2 separate regions of the Homo sapiens genome follow, and region 2 is linked to region 1. The links are chromatin contacts, found by Hi-C or POLR2A ChIA-PET in ENCODE. All regions are on one chromosome and are shown on one strand. Each heading gives the region's core, a stretch centred on a gene start or an enhancer-like site at or near the end of the contact. The rest is flanking DNA. Distances are from core to core; before and after follow the strand shown. Region 1 overlaps AFF1 (ALF transcription elongation factor 1). Region 2 overlaps AFF1 (ALF transcription elongation factor 1).

Evidence for each region. A loop is a pair of places that touch in the nucleus more often than their neighbours do. ChIA-PET counts read pairs that join two places held with the same protein, here RNA polymerase II (POLR2A). Pooled maps may share reads with other maps.
Region 2: a loop to region 1 is called in a map of PC-3, with 4 times the contacts of the local background. The contact joins two enhancer-like sites. A Hi-C loop is called at or near these places in 8 of 168 maps with a recorded cell type or tissue (B cell, Caco-2, K562 and 5 more), 3 of 37 single-sample maps with no recorded cell type and 19 of 50 pooled maps. POLR2A ChIA-PET finds 5 or more read pairs at or near these places in 6 of 52 experiments (GM12878, MCF 10A, OCI-LY7 and 3 more).

The regions. Positions count from the first base shown.
Region 1 is chr4:87,088,849-87,096,682 of GRCh38, forward strand. AFF1 (ALF transcription elongation factor 1) reads left to right here. Exons shown (of 21, transcript NM_001166693.3): 6 at 1,136-1,222; 7 at 2,945-2,981; 8 at 6,067-6,121. Among named protein-coding and RNA genes, the nearest start is that of KLHL8, 130 kb to the right of the region's middle. Within about 2 kb of position 4,088, at least 23 of the 41 ENCODE cell types and tissues checked have a DNase peak (open chromatin) inside an H3K27ac peak, as active enhancers do; they include PC-3 and gastrocnemius medialis, where a contact is called at or near this core.
Region 2 is chr4:87,054,632-87,062,465 of GRCh38, forward strand. The region is part of intron 4 of AFF1 (ALF transcription elongation factor 1); the gene reads left to right. Among named protein-coding and RNA genes, the nearest start is that of AFF1, 120 kb to the left of the region's middle. RefSeq lists an enhancer at 4,102-4,191. Within about 2 kb of position 4,225, at least 10 of the 41 ENCODE cell types and tissues checked have a DNase peak (open chromatin) inside an H3K27ac peak, as active enhancers do; they include PC-3 and gastrocnemius medialis, where a contact is called at or near this core.

The sequences.
Region 1 (7,834 bases), core at 2,838-5,337:
CTCACTGCAACCTCAGCCTCCCGAGTAGCTGGGATTACAGGCATGCACACCCAAACCCAGCTAATTTTGTATTTTTAGTAGATATGGGGTTTTTCCATGTTGGTCAGGCTGGTCTTGAACTCCCGATCTCAGGTGATCCACCTGCCTTGGCCTCCAAAAGCTGGGATTACAGGTGTGAGCTGCTGCGCCCGGCCGCATGTCGAGTATTAAGCCAGTTTGCCGGGCAGGTCTGACACATGTGGGAACCACCTTTGACTTCCTGGGGTACCTTGACTCAATCATTTTGGACCTCAGTTTTTTTCAATCTGTAGATGTTGGGGTTGTAGTTAATGGTCTCCAATGCCATTTTGGCCTTTTAGAAAAGTGTGTTTGTGTGTGTATGTGTATTTGCAATTTGACACATCTTTTTTCTGACATACCTGTTTTCAACAAGTATTTTTAGAAAAATTTGTGAATGTGTTTAGAAGAATTCATGTCAAGATACATATATCAATTGTAAGTTTTAGAAATCTTTCCTTCAACTGAGAAAATTGTAAAAATTAAGCTTCTCAATGGAAAAGAAAGGTAATTTTAAGCTCCTCTCCTTCAAAAAAGTTCTTATTTGCTAATAGTGTGTATCAGGGAAGGGTCAAATCCATTAAAACTCTCCCAAGTGGAACAAGTGACCTGAATTACTTGTTTGCTTAAGTCAAACAGGAAAGTTCTTCTTCCTTTGAACTGAAATAATTCCAGGAAATGCAGTAAAGAAGCTGAGGGAGAAAGAATGCATCGAGGAGAGACTGCTTTTCCAGCCCAACCTGTCACCTACAGTCTTCACAGCTCCACAAGCTCTGGCAGTACCTGTTACGTACAGTTTATGTGCTTGATAATATTCAGGGTGTTAAATTCATTCACGTTCTATACCTTGATTGTCTTCTACAAACTGGCGTTTTTTAGTTTTTTATGTTGGAGAGCTTTAACTTTTCAACATAGCCCACTGAAATAGGAGTTGTTTTTTTTAAGTACATGAAATAACTTTTAAGATTGTACTTGCCATTTATGATCAATCCATTCTACATTAAGTTCAAAATGTTAAGTAGCAATGAATGTTCTATTTATAATTTACTTTTTCTTCCCTTTCCAAATATCTTTCCAGGAAATGACCCATTCATGGCCGCCTCCTTTGACAGCAATACATACGCCTAGTACAGCTGAGCCATCCAAGTTTCCTTTCCCTACAAAGGTAATTCCTTAAAAGTATGGCAGGCATTGCATCCACCTTAGTGAAAAGCGTAAGGCATTGCTGTGAGGCAGATTGATAAAGTATTACTTGTTCAAATCTTTGGAAATGAGGTTAAAATTATGATTAATTTAGCTTCTACAGTGCTTCAGAATGCTTTCAAACATTTATTCTGCAACTTAGAACATCCTAGATTTTCATAAAGCTTTATAATTTATAAAAAGCATTCAGGATTTTCCAATACGTTCTCTCATTTGAGGATCCTTACTTTAGAGATGGGAGAACAGAGGGGCAGGGAAATTGAGTGTGTGATTTCTCGTTCAGAATTAGATATATGCACATACATCTTACATATCTCACACTCCCTACATTTTCTTGAGTTTAATGTGATCAGTTACACTAGTGCTGGTTTAATAACAAGCAAATAAACTGCTGACTTGTGTGTTTCTGTTACAGTATTTATGAACAATGCGTTAAAACACTGCCATTCTCCTTTTTTTTAATTTATACTTTTGGATAACCTTCAAAATGTAGAAATAGCACCTTCAGATCTGTGTTTTGTTCAATCTGATATGCATGTTCATTGTTTTATATACATAATACATATATTGAGAGAGTGAGAGAGCTATTCCTTTCCATGATACTGTTGTGAAAAGTAGTTCTAGGCCAGGTATGGTGGCTCATGCCTGTATTCCCAGTACTTTGGGAGGCCGAGGTGGGTGGATCACTTGAGTCCAGGAGTTTAAGACCAGCCTGGGCAATGTGGCAAAACTTTGTCTCTCCAAAAAAATACAAAAACTAGCCAGGTGTGGTGGCATGCACCTGTAGTCCCAGCTACTTGGGAGGCTGAGGTGGGAGAATCACTTGAGCCCAGGAGGTTGAGGCTGCAGTGAGCTGTAATTAAGCCACTACACTCCAGCCTAGACAACGGTGAGACCCCGTCTCTCTACCACCAAAAAAAAAAAAAAAAAAAAAAAGGTTCTATCTACAAAAACTCAAATTTGCTACTTTATATATTTACTTATTTTCTAATAATTTTTAAAATGTAACTCATGGACCGGGCATGGTGGCTTATGCTTGTAATCCCAGGACTTTGGGAGGCTGAGGCGGGTGGATCACGAGGTCAGGAGATCAAGACCATCCTGGCCAACATGGTGAAACACCGTCTCTACTAAAAATACAAAAATTAGCTGGGTGTGGTGGCGGGCACCTGTAGTCCCAGCTACTGGAGAGGCTGAGGCAGAAGAATCGCTTGAACCTGGGAGGCAGAGGTTGCAGTGAGCCGAGATTGCACCACTGCACTCCAGCCTGGGGTAACAAAGCGAGACTCCGTCTCAAAAACAAAAAACAAAACAAAAAAAACAGTGACTCATTATTGCTTGTTTTAAATTAAAGCACTAAGCTCTGTAAAAATATCTTTGTGCAACAACAAAGGAAAAATAAACTCTAGGAAAGAAGAGAAGCAATGAAAGCTAAAATTAGGTTAATCAATATTTTCAACTTATGCATGAAAAAAGTTTGAATAGATGGATAGCTGCAAGTCATAATGAAATAATTATAGAATCTGTGATGGGTAGTATGGGTATTCTCTACACTGTTTCCATTTTTCTAGATATTTGAAAGTTTCATAAGACTATCCTTTTAATACTAAAAGCTCAACGGTTTTCTCTTTAACTTTATAAGCCTTAATCTTTTAATAATTAGATATTTTTATTTTCTTTCTAGGACTCTCAGCATGTCAGTTCTGTAACCCAAAACCAAAGTAAGTAAATTTGAAACTGCTTATTGGATTGGAGAACAAAGCATAGCTTTTACTGTTTAACGTAAAAACATTAGTAAAAAATGCCCCAGCAGAGATGAGGCCTTCCTATGTTGAAAGAATAGGAAAGGAGAACAAATATAAAACTATTCTTTATGTGGGATTTAAAATTGTTGACCAGGCGCAGTGGCTCATGCCTGTAATCCCAGCACTTTGGGAGTCCAAGGCAGTTGGATCGCTTGAGCCTAGGAGTTGAAGACCAGCCTGGGCAACATGGTGAAACCCTGTCTCTACAAAATTAGAAAAATTAGCTGGGCTTGGAGTCATGTGCCTGTGGTCCCAGCTACTTGGGAGGCTGAGGTGGGAGGATCACTTGAGCCTAGGAAGTAGAGGTTGCAGTGAGCCAAGATTGTGGCACTGCACTCCAGCCTGGGAGACAGCACAGATCCTGTCTCAAACAAACAAAAACCAAAATAAGATTGTTGCAAAGAGTTAATAAAGATGTTTTAGTGAAATACTAAACAAATGCAGTGTGGTATTACTGACACATAGTAGCTGTACCAAATGTGACTCTCACAGCTAGGAATTGTATACAACAGTAGATTGGAGTGTGTCATTCTTGTGTTTTAAAAAACAAAACTAAGAAATTTTTATAAGGAATATGACATACAGTTTGTCTAGCCCCACTATATTTGTTTGCCATGTAATTCTTTTTCAGCCTGAGGGTTAAATCTGCCCTGCAGCTAGTTTTTGTAAATAAAGTTTTATTGGGACATAGCTGCACCCATTTATCTAGTATTCTACAAAGTATAGCACAAAAAACCTAAAATATTTATTGTCTGGCCTCTGTAGATAAAATTTGCTGTTCCCTGCTGTAGAGATACTGAATAAGATCTTGCAAAGAAGTCATAACTAAAATTTCCCCAAAATGCAGATAAATAAACCCGACTATATTGCTACAGTATTGTATGAGTAGCTAGGTAAAATTAACTGAAATGGATGGCTGCTTGGGAAGATTGGGAAATCTTTTTTCTCCACATCTTGGCAGCTAGCCCAGACCAGTGGAGTGTGCACAGGTCTGAAGGCAGAACACCAGCTCAGCCGTGGGTGGGGTTGCTATGCACCACTCTGCCCCCACCTTCGGTCTGCTTGGGTTGCTGGTCATGCAGGTGGCATGTCTTTCACGGGGTTGCTCATGGTTTGTTTTATTGCTAACTCATGGTTTAGAAAGAACCTTTAGTCCATTAAACCATTTGATTTCCCCTTTTAGCAAAATATAGTTGAAGATGAACTGATAAGCACTTTCTTGGCCAGGGATGGATCATCCTCTTGCCCTATGCAGTAATGTGGGTCAATTCCTTGTTACTCTGATGAGAAATTGTCCAACATTGGTGGGTCTCCTGGAGGTCCTGGCTCACCAGCTGCTTACCCCCACATCTTTTATGCTGCTGTCACTTTATTCTGCTATTCCGGCAGCCTTATTTATCTTTGTGAGAATGTGACCTGAAAAAGAGGGATCTAGTTTGTTGCATGTAGGATGAAGAGGATGGTGGGGTATGGATGGATATAGCTTTCAGTGAAGAGAAGACAAACATTTCTTAAAGTATGCCCAGCAAGTCAACTCTGATTTCTTCAACACTTGATCTTATGGTACTGGTACATAGGTTTTAGAGTCTCTGGAGAGGGGAGGTAGGGGGATTTTACTTGGATGCCCTAGTGTTATATGTCCACAATTGCAAAACCCAGACCCTGTGGAATTTAGAACCCAGGCAAGATGATCGTGTGGAGTCCCTGTGAATGGTCTGAAGAGGAGGGGCCTCTGCCCCTCTCGTTTGGAGTCTTGGTCCTAGCTTTCTAGACAGAGGGGAGGCCATTTGAAAATATCATATAAGAGCTGCTGCCACCATGAGGGCAAAGTGACTAATTGCAAATATGCAAGGGTCTCCACATGACATTTGTGGGAAATGTCATTCAGCCCTGCCTAAAAGGTACCCATGTTTCTTTTTCACTTCCAATTCTGTTTCAGGTCCCTATTACCTCATGTCTAGACAAATGCAGCTGCCTCCACACGTAACATTTCCTGCTCCCTTCTAAGTTATGCCAGGTAGCACTACCAGAGTAATCCTTCTGAGGAATCACTGTGTCATGTTCCTGTTTAGATCATTGATGTGTCTCATAGCCCAGCAAATACAGTCATAACTTCCCATCCTGGCCTTCAGAGCCCTCTGAAATCTGCTTCCGCCTGTTTCAGTGCTGTCCAGCACAGATTCTGCACCTCAGCCCTGCCCTTTCCAAACTCAGACCCTCTTCTTCTTGTTTGTTCCCACTGTCCTCTCTCTCTTGCCAGCATCACTCTGCCAGAATCTTGGCTGTCCTTTGTGATACAATTCATTTTGTTCTTTCTTTAATTTGCTGCCTTTGGTATTACCAAGAGAGCAACCATTCTGTGATTTCCCAGGGCAGTTAATTTATGTATTGACTTGTGTACTTAATCTCACAGTGCCTTGGATTATAGATATTTATGGACCCGTTTCATGTCCCTCAGTCAACAGTGAGCTCTCTGAGGACAGGGCCAAATGCCTTAAACATGTTGGTATCTATGAGGTAGTCTATAAATAGCTGCTGAATGAATGAATTGCAGGTGGGGAGTTGAATAATGAAGGGACAGGTGGGATGGAGAGCACCTAGGACAGAGCTGTCTAAAGAGAGTGATAACAAATCACTAATATCTTTGTAAAGTCACATGGGACCCAGGGCGCTGGGAGCATAGCCCTGGCAGAGTGCTTCCATGTGGGCCTCCACCCCTGTCAAGGACAGGGAGGTCTTCCAACAGGTAGGTAAGTTCCTGGCGTCATAGGTAGGGTATGCTGCAAGCAATGATTTTCAGTGTTTTTGGCCTATTGAGAGGTTTTTGATTCTGAACCAAGCATTCTCTCTAGAAGTAACATAAATGTCATCTTATAATGCTAAGATTGTACCAAGTGCAGTGTGTTTAGGTAAAAACTGGGGACCGACATAAAAGAACTCACAACTAAGGATCTTGTAAATATGTGTCATTGTGCTGCTTTGATGTTTCTCTCCCCCACAGAACAATATGATACATCTTCAAAAACTCACTCAAATTCTCAGCAAGGAACGTCATCGTAAGTGAAATGCTTTTTGTGTATTAAAATTTTGTAGTATGAAATTGTAATGTCTCATGTCAATGCATTGCTTAGATTTTTCTGCCTTTATGTAATGACATTAATAAGACTGCTGCATTCTAAAGGGAAGAAAGGGCCCACATTAATTTTTTTTGCTTGTTTGTTTGAGATGGGGTCTTAACTCTGTTGCCCAGGTGGGAGTGCAGTGGCATGATCTCGGCTCACTGCAATCTCTGCCTCCCGGGCTCAAGCGATTCTCATGCGTCAGCCTCCTGAGTAGTTGGGACTACAGGTGCCCACCACCATGCCTGACTAATTTTTGTATTTTTAGTGTAGAGAGGGTTTCACCATATTGGCCAGGCTAGTCTCGAACTCCTGACCTCAAGTGATCCGCCTGCCTCAGCCTCCCAAAGTGTTGGGATTACAGGCGTAAGCCACTGCACCTGGCCTAATATTTGGATTAAGTCCCCCTGTTGAAGGTCTATGTACCATTGGAGAGTTTGGTAAAAGGTCTTCTTGAGGGGGAAAAAGGGTTTTTGAGCCATTATTTACATTTTAACTCTGGGAATAGAAGGCCTTTGCTTTTAAGATGTCATTCTTTAATAGCTTTAGCTGTTAGAAACAAGTTTTGGGGGATGTGCACAATTGAAGATTTTCCGCCCTTTTTTGGCCTAATTTACTAATAAAGAGCTAATCTTATTGCCCAGCTATTCTTTATTAAGGCCAGTAAGTCCAGAAATATTTTGGGTTATGGGAACGTTTTAGACTGCATATTAAAGATTTTTAAATTGGCATTTTGACCCAATTTGTCATTTCTTGATGGTATTGAACTCTTACTACTTTACTTTCATATGACAGGAGCTGGTCATAGGGACTAAGTGAGGAGGCCTTCCTCCAGTATCTGATCTGTCACTAACTCTGTGTTGCTAGTCTCAGGATTTCAGGTGGCCCAGGAGTTTAAGCTCCAACTTTCCTTTAGTTTTAGGCACAATATTTGTTCCATGTATTTTGGAAGGTGGGGATTGCTATGGATTATTTAAAAAACTATATATTGAGCTGGAGAGGTTATTTTATCTCCTCGCCATGACTAAATGTGGGTCTGGGTTAAGTGTTTGTTTCCCAAGTGCCAATTCCTTAATGTACTTTGTGAAATGAAGGGAAAAGGAACAAGAAGACGAGGTGTTTTTGTTTTTTTGGTCTGAAAGATGGGTTTTGTGCATGTGGTAAGAATGTATTTTATTTGTGATACTGGTAGATGATGAGGTTTTTGTTTTTGTTGTTTTTAATGCCTTTTGCTGGGAAAGTAAAATGTTACCTTTTGTTATTCCCTTTTTTTTTTTTTTTTTTTTTTGGAGACAGGGTCTTGCTCTGTCACCCAGGCTGGAGTACAGAGGACTACAGACTACAGGGACACACCCGGCTTTTTTTTTTTTTTTTTTTTTGGTAGAGGTGGGGTCTCCCTTTGTTGCCCAGGCTGGTCTCCAAGTCCTGGGCTAAAGCAGTTCTCCTGCCTCAGCCTCCCAAAGTGCTGAGATTACAGATGTGAGCTTCCACACTTAGCCTCTTTTTTTCTTTTTCTTTTTCTTTTTGGAGACAAGGTTGCTTTGTTGCCTAGGTTGGAGTGCAGTGGCTCTTCACAAACCCAAATAGCACACTGCAGCCTCAAACTTCTGGGCTCAAATAATTCTTTACCTCAGCCTCCTGAGTAGCTAG
Region 2 (7,834 bases), core at 2,975-5,474, 34 kb before region 1:
TTATCTGTGTGCAGAATTCCCTGCTGCCATGGGTGGTGCCTGGAGCAGACGACTTCCAAACCGCTTGTAAGAAAGCATGAAGAATAAGTCACCTGCACTTCAGAGGCCAAATTTTAAACCTGAAAAGATCTAAATATAGAAGTTTTAAAATAGTGACAGGCAGGTTTTTTAGAGCAGAAGCTGTAAACCAGCAGCCTGAGGGCTAGGTTGGGCCTGCAGACAAATTATTTTGTTTGGCCTGTAGGGCTTGTTTTCTTTCTTTCTCCCTACCGCCCCCCACACTTTTAGCCAGTATTTACAAACTGGAGAATTTAGGAAAAAAATCATTATTGGCTGAGTAGAGGCAATTTCTGGAACCTGGCAATCTTTAGAGTTTCTCTCTCTCACCCGGGCTGGAATGCAGTAGCACGATCACAGCTCACTTCAGCCTTGAACTCCTGGGTCCAAGCAGTGCCCACTTTTCCATCCTGAGTAGCTAGGACTGCAGGCACATGGCAGCATGCTTGGCTGATTTATTTTTATTTTTTGTAGAGACAAGGTCTTGGGGTGTTGCCCAGGCTGAACCTGGCAATCTTATGAAGAAACACTTTAAACTCTGAAGGAAACTTTTTAAGTAATATAGACACAATATTTTTGAAAAGCTCTTAAATTGCTAAAAATTAATGCAAAGAATAGAATTGCTTATAGTAGCCCAAGAGGAAAGCATAAAATTGAAACTGGAAGAACTTTTTGGGTGGTATTAATTGGAGTTGTTTTTACTTTGTGCATTTCACTTTCTATTCCTTCTCGGAAATGCCAGAAGTACATTTGGTACCAGGATGAGAAATTCCTGTTCCTCCTTGTTTTCACACTTGAGATGTTTGTGGATGGTTATTGGATCCCCCTGAGTCTCTCCAGTTGTGCCTTTGCCAAGATATAGACATTCAACTCTTTTGAATCTTCCCAGACTGCATGTGCTCTCCCAGGCTCTCACATAGCCACCCGGGTCATTTTAGCTCTTCTCTAGATTAACTGTGTTTTATTTTGAGCCAACTGATAATCTTCAGGGACAGAAACCCAGATATTCCAAGGGGAATCTTGTTGATGACTGAGTTAGTGGTTTGATTTTGGCTGTTTTGGTGGGGGTGACCAACACTCATGAGATATTTAAACAGTTCCTCCTAAGAGAGGATCCTGGTTCATGTTAACATAATAATTTATTTTTTGGTCTTGTATTTCTTCTCTCCAGTTGCCAACAGCAATTTGACATTATTTTCCAAGGTTAACTTTGCATGTTCACATTTCCCAAGAACTCTATAAGCAGCTATTTTTACATTGATTTTGTTCCTTTCTTTAATTGTTGAAATAACTCTATTGATGGTTTTTCCCACAGAGGTCTAGGGTCCACACAAACTATTAGTTTTCTCTTGAACTTCATTTCATTCCCTATTTAAATTTGGCCTACTTTCTCTCTGCATTTTTTTTTTCCTAACCCCGTGGTAATTTGTCAAGCCCATTCTAATCTTCTTAATCCCTTTGGCTGAAGGGTTTTGAGGTTTAATGTTTTAATCTAGAGGCCTCAGTATTTAAGTAATTAGAGGTCCTATTTCTAGCTCTGTCCTTTAGATAAATCACCTTAGGTTTTTTATTCCAATTTACAAATAATAGAACTCTGAAAACTCATATTGGACAGGAATGTGGAGCTTTGAATTGAAGTGCATGAATTAAGAAAGGAAGGCATTCTATGTTATGTATATTTCTTCGAGGTATTCTTAACAACCCCACACTATATTATAGATTCCCTTTTTCCTTAGAGCTCAATTTTTAAAATACCCCGAAGCAAGTATTTGCTGTTGCATTTTAGAAAAATTTAAAATAGAATTCTATGGTATAATTAGAATGTATGTTACTTCCAACATTTTTTCATGCTCGAGAACATGGGAACTTGTGAAAAAATTTTTTCCTATTAAATAATCTGAACATTCTTACAAAATGTTTTTTAAAAATAACTTTGTTTCTTTGTCATAGAAGGATTCATATTTTTACATTCTGTCAACAAATATTTGAACACCCATTAGATATAAAGGGAGCTAATAGGAAAGAAAGACACAGGCACAGTAAATTTATTATGACATAGCATAAAAATCCAAAGTGTAATCAGTATGAGCAAGGTAATACGGAACTCTTCATAATACATTGCTGGCATAGTCCCCTTGTTCACTTTATGATGAAAACTATTCTAAATGCTTTATAGGTGCTAACTCATTTCATATTCACGATGATCCCATGTGGTAGGGTACTGTTACCATCCTGTTTTACTGAGAGATTTAGAGGTACAGAGAGATTGGTTGTCCAAGCTTCTGGAGGCTTTTGCCAGTGGATCTGAAATCCAGACTCAAGTAGTCTGGTTCCAGAGTCCACAGTCTTAACCACAACACCTACATTATATTGCCTTTCAAAATTAGAAGCTGTACATTTTTTTTTTAAGAGTTGACTTTTGAAGCACTTTGCACTCTGGTGAAAGGTACATCCAGGCTAAAGGCTTAGGAAGAGAAAAGACATAGAAGCAAGACACGGAGGGAAATCTAGTGGGAGTGGCAGGGCCTGTGGCTCCAGGAGGTTGGGCATGGGCAGAGGAGAGCAGTGGGGAGATGGGCCTGGTGGCAAGATAGGGCCAGCTTTTGAAATTCTTTAGTTATTTATTGAGTAATTTAGATAAAAACAAGAATCATTAATAAAAGGCGGAGAATTATTTTGGCTTCATGGCAGGTGGTACAGCTTGGGCTTATAATTCTGTAAGACTTTGGGCAAGGAACCTAACCTTCCTGTGTTACCAGTTTATTCGTCTGTAAGTAAAGTGGGTCTAATATACTGAGGTAATCTTTGAATTACTTAAGACAGTGCCTTGTGCATAGTATGAGTTCCATACTCCTACTATGGAACTCTTGGTAGTGGTAGAAGTGAAATTTGAACTGGGCCTTAAGAAAAAGAATTTGGACAGAGGGTTATCAAAATGGGGAATTAGTGATGTTGGGGAGTTAGGAAGACTGATCGTATTGTTTATTGAAATGTACTTTAGAAATGAAGTTGGAATTAGATCAAGTGGACCATTAATTCCCAGTTAAGAGTTCTAAGTGAATAAAGCCCCTAAGACTTGATTTTAAAGTATTAAAAATAAGTAAACAAATGAAAAGCCTAGTGAAAGAAAGTATTTCCTTAGGGGTTATCAAGCTTTTAAGAATGGGTTTGCCATGGTGTTAAACCCCCACCGCTGTCTTCAACATCCCCCCGCCCACCATCCCCACCCCTGCCTGATGGCTTAGTTGCTCTGTGAGCTCACTCCTGAACAGCAGCATTCCCGTGGCTTGGCAATCTCTGGTGTAAACAGTTCACTTTATAAAAATGTACGCACTCTAAAATCTTGTAGTGCCCTTTCCCCTTTAATTTCCAAAGCACTTATTTGTTTCTCTCTTGATTATCACAGTAACCTTGTGAGTTAAGTATGGCAGTTGGCAGGAGTCACCATTTTACATGCCGTGGAACTGAGTCTCTAAATTTAATTTAAGCTAGTAAATGGCAGAGATGGAGACATGAAACCTGGACCCTGGCTCCTAGTTCCAGCGCTCCATCTGCCACAAAACATGGTTTCTGTGGAGTAATGATGGCTTATGTACACTTTTATTTAAAGTGTGCTGTTTTTCCACATGGCCTTGCTTTCATGTTGGCATCTGATGAGTCATGCAAATATAGGGTGGCACGGGTGATTCAAATGACAGGATGAGTAAAACTCAGTTTTGGTCTTCGTGGCCATGTGGCTTGCACTGAGACCTTTAACTTTGCTTCCTACCTTTCAGAGAAGGAAGCACCAGGTATGAATTCTCTCAGTTCTTTCTACCTACAGTGCCACCCCCGCCCCCAAATCATAGCAGCCACCATTTGTCTCTTTCTGTTTAATCTCACAGAAGGAGGTGTTCTCAACTCCCCCACTCTCAACCTTTGGTTAGCTTAAACCTTTCCCTTATTACTCAGCTCTTTCATGATAGTCTATAGTTACATTTAGGCCTTTCCCAACTGAAAGAGCAAAACAAACCCTTCTTCACTCTTGTGTCTTCTCTAATTACTACTTTCTTGTTCCCTCCACAGCAAAAGCTCTGGAGACAGAAGTAGGTAAACACTGTTCCTGCTTCCTCTCCTCCCCTCCCCTCTACTTGCAACCCATTGCAGCCTGCTCTGTGCCTTCACGCCACTGCCTCTGCCGGCAGGAGCCACTAGTGGACTGTATTGGATGAATTCGAGGAATGCTCTTTAAGGCCTTATCCTACTTGACATCTCTGTAGCATTTGACACTTGACCACCATCACCTTAAACACTCTCCTCCCCTGTTGTCTGGGTTTTCTTCTACCTTTTTGTACGTGCCTTAATCTCCTTTGGAGGCTGCTGTTCCCACTCCTCCTCCAGGGCTCTGTCCTCAACCATCTTTTCTCATTCTGCAGCCTTTCCCTGGTGACCTCATTTGCACTTAAGATTCAACTGCCGTTGCTCACGAACACCAGAGTGATTTTCTAGCCTAAAACTCTTAAAACGTATTTTGAGATCTAGGTTCTGTTATCCACCTGCCCACTGGACTTTTCTAGTAGGTGTTGCACAGGCATCTTAATTGAACCTGTCTAAAATGGATTTTTTTGTGCCCCCCTCTCCCTGTATCACTTCACACACAGAATGTTCTCCTTCCTCCTGGTCATCAGTTCTCAATTCCTTTCTGTCATATACTCCATTGTTTTGAAAGCAGCTTGATCCTATGGAGATTACTTTATAAACATTCATAGCTTCTCCTTTTCTCTGTCCCTCATTTAGTATGGATTTTTACCGTCTTTCTTGAACTGTTACAACTTCTTTCTAACCTCTCATCTTGCTGTTTTCCTGCTTCTCAGTATGCCACATTATTTCACATGAGTGATTTGATTAAGTGAAAATCAGATCAAGTCGTACTTTTTCAAGATCCTTCAGTACCTCTCCATCACCTTCAGGACAGAAAGCCAGATGTGTCCATTTGTCTTCTTGCCTCTTACCTGTCTCTGCAGCCTTGAGTTCTGGCCCTGCTGCTGGTACTGCCTTGTTCCACTGCAGCCCCCAGACCCTTATAGATGACTTTCTGCTGTGCACCCCGCTGCCCAGGCCCGAGTTTCAGCACTTCTCCCTTGGTATCATCCTGCTGCTTTTTCTCCAGGTGGTAAACATTTTGAGGGCAGAAGTCAATTGTGTCTCATATGCTTGTTTGTCCTTTGTGTTTAGCACAGGTGAGAACTGGAGCCAAATGGGAACTTTGCTACGCTGTGCTCAGCTTGAGGATTTCTTACCCAGCTCACTCTGGTCTGGAGTCTGAAAGATAATCTCTTAAATGCTTGGCTTAACAGAGGGGTGAAGTACTGGACTGAATTTCCTATTCAGGACACTTGACTGGGAAATGGGTGCAGTGTTCAATAATGTTTTTGAGAAATCATTTCACCATTTTCTACCTAAGTATTAAGTAATTTTTGGCATTCCTACATTAAAAATAAACAGCCTAATCCATTCATTAGGAATTTTTAGTTGAGTTCCAGCCTCATAATTACTGTACTTTTCAGAATTGAGCCTGGAGATTAATCAGATTGTTTTATGTGCTATAAAAGTTGGAAGTTTTATGCATCTGTCTCATATATAGGTGCTTTCTTTTGTATTAAATAAGACACTGGATTTCCTTTAGCATGTGTGTGTGTATATATACTTCTTAAAAGTAATGCATATAATAAAACTGCTGTTAATCTAGAAAAGGATTTGCAATTTTAAATATTTTGCTATTGAAGGAATCACTTTTTTGGGAATGAGTCATCCAAATGGGTAGGGCATACACTCTTCTAGACCACAACGGTATCATTAACTGGTATCCTAGTAACTTAAGAATTATTGGGCCAGGCACGGTGGCTGACGCCTGTAATCCCAGCATTTTGGGAGGCTGAGGCGGGTGGATCACCTGAGGTCAGGAGTTCGAGACCAGCCTAACCAACAAGGTGAAACCCCATCTCTACTAAAAATACAAAAATTAGCCAGGTATGGTGGCAGGCGCCTGTACTCCCGGCTTCTGGGGAGGCTGAGACAGGAGAATTGCTTGAACCTGGGAGGCGGAGGTTGCAGTGAGCCGAGATCACGCCACTGCACTCCAGCCTGGCGAGAGTGAGACTCTGTCTCAAAAAAAAAAAAAAAAAAAAAAAAAAAAAAAACACAAAAAAACAACAACAAAAAAACGGAATTATTGACCCTGAAATTGCCTGACTGGCAACCTGGGCTTAATTTTCTAGTAGATTAATGGTCTTGCACTAAAGGATAAAACCGGTACCGAGGTCTTTTATCTCCCTTATATTCGCTCAGGATTCTAGTGAACTAGTTGCTAAGACAAGGGAAAACACTGGTCTGTTGTTCTGAACCTAATTGAGTCTTTTATTATGTTATGACTCACCTGTAGTTCAGATTTATTTCATTCAAGTCATGTAAAATAACTACACTGTGGTTTGTTTTGCTTACTTGGTTCGTGTTTCTAGTGATCTGTCAGGCTGAGTATGCCCATCCGCTAAAGTATGCCCATGGCTTTGGCAGGAGCTTGTGCAGCAGAGAGGAGACCACAGCAGTAAAGGGAAGAGGCTGCCTCATTCCATGGCCCCTCCAGGCTGAGGACCTATTCAGAATCTCTGTATGGAAACTGAAGATATCCATAGTACCTTAAACTGGGCCATGTTTAGCACAACAGGAGATTCTTCTCTTAAAAATGAATGCATCTCTCAATCTCTTACTCCCTTGTTCTCCCACTTGTGAGAGAAGGAAGCATTAAAACCAACACTGGGGCGTGGCTGCCCACAGAGCGTCAGAGACTGTTATATTAATTTAGTTGCCAACATCTAAAAATTAGTACCTTCACATTGAAATCTGGATTTTATTTTTTGTGTTAAAAATGGGAAGAATTGGCAACATACAGTCTTACAGCGCAATCCTGTTAGGCAGGGTGCATGTGCTGTCTTGTCCCAGACCTAACTAGGCCCTTGATATCACCTGCTTGATCCCTGTAACTGTTAATGTTCTCTCCGTCAATTCAAGCATTTCTTTATCTGTATGATTATTCCTCACTTTGAGCAGACCCAAGACATGAGAATCCAGACATGCAAAAGACCTATCTTTTCAGTAAGGTAATGTCATCATGAAATGTCCTTAAAAAAATGTGATTGATTTCTCAAACTTTTGAAAGGAATTAGGTAAAGTAGAATAAACTTTGCTTTTTTTGACCCTCTATCCAAACATAGAGATGTTTTCCTACAAGTCTTTAAATGTATGATTCAGGCATTCATTCATTCATTCATACGGAAAACAAAATACTAACAAGGTTAGTCTAATTAACTTTTTTCTTTTTAGACGGCTGTTCCCAAAACTGTGGAACATGGATTCTTATCCTCCTTGTTTTAGTTTTCCTGTATGAGTGATGAGAAAATGGATAATTATCTTAGTCTAGTGATGCTGCCATAACAAAAGACCTTAGACTGGGTAATTTATAAACAATAGACATTTATTTCTCGCAGTTTTAGAGATTGGGACGTCCAAGATCAAGGTGCTAACAGATTGAGTGTCTGATAAGGACTTGCTTTCTGCCTCCAAGATGGTGTATCTTGCTACGTCCTCATGTGGCAGAAGAGATGGAAGAGACTTGCTCCCTCAAACCCCTTTATACAGGCACTGATCCCATCCATGAGGGCAGCGAGCCCTCATGACCTAAGCACCTCCCGGTAGCCCTGCCTCTTAATATTATCACCTTGGGATTTAAGTCCAACATAGG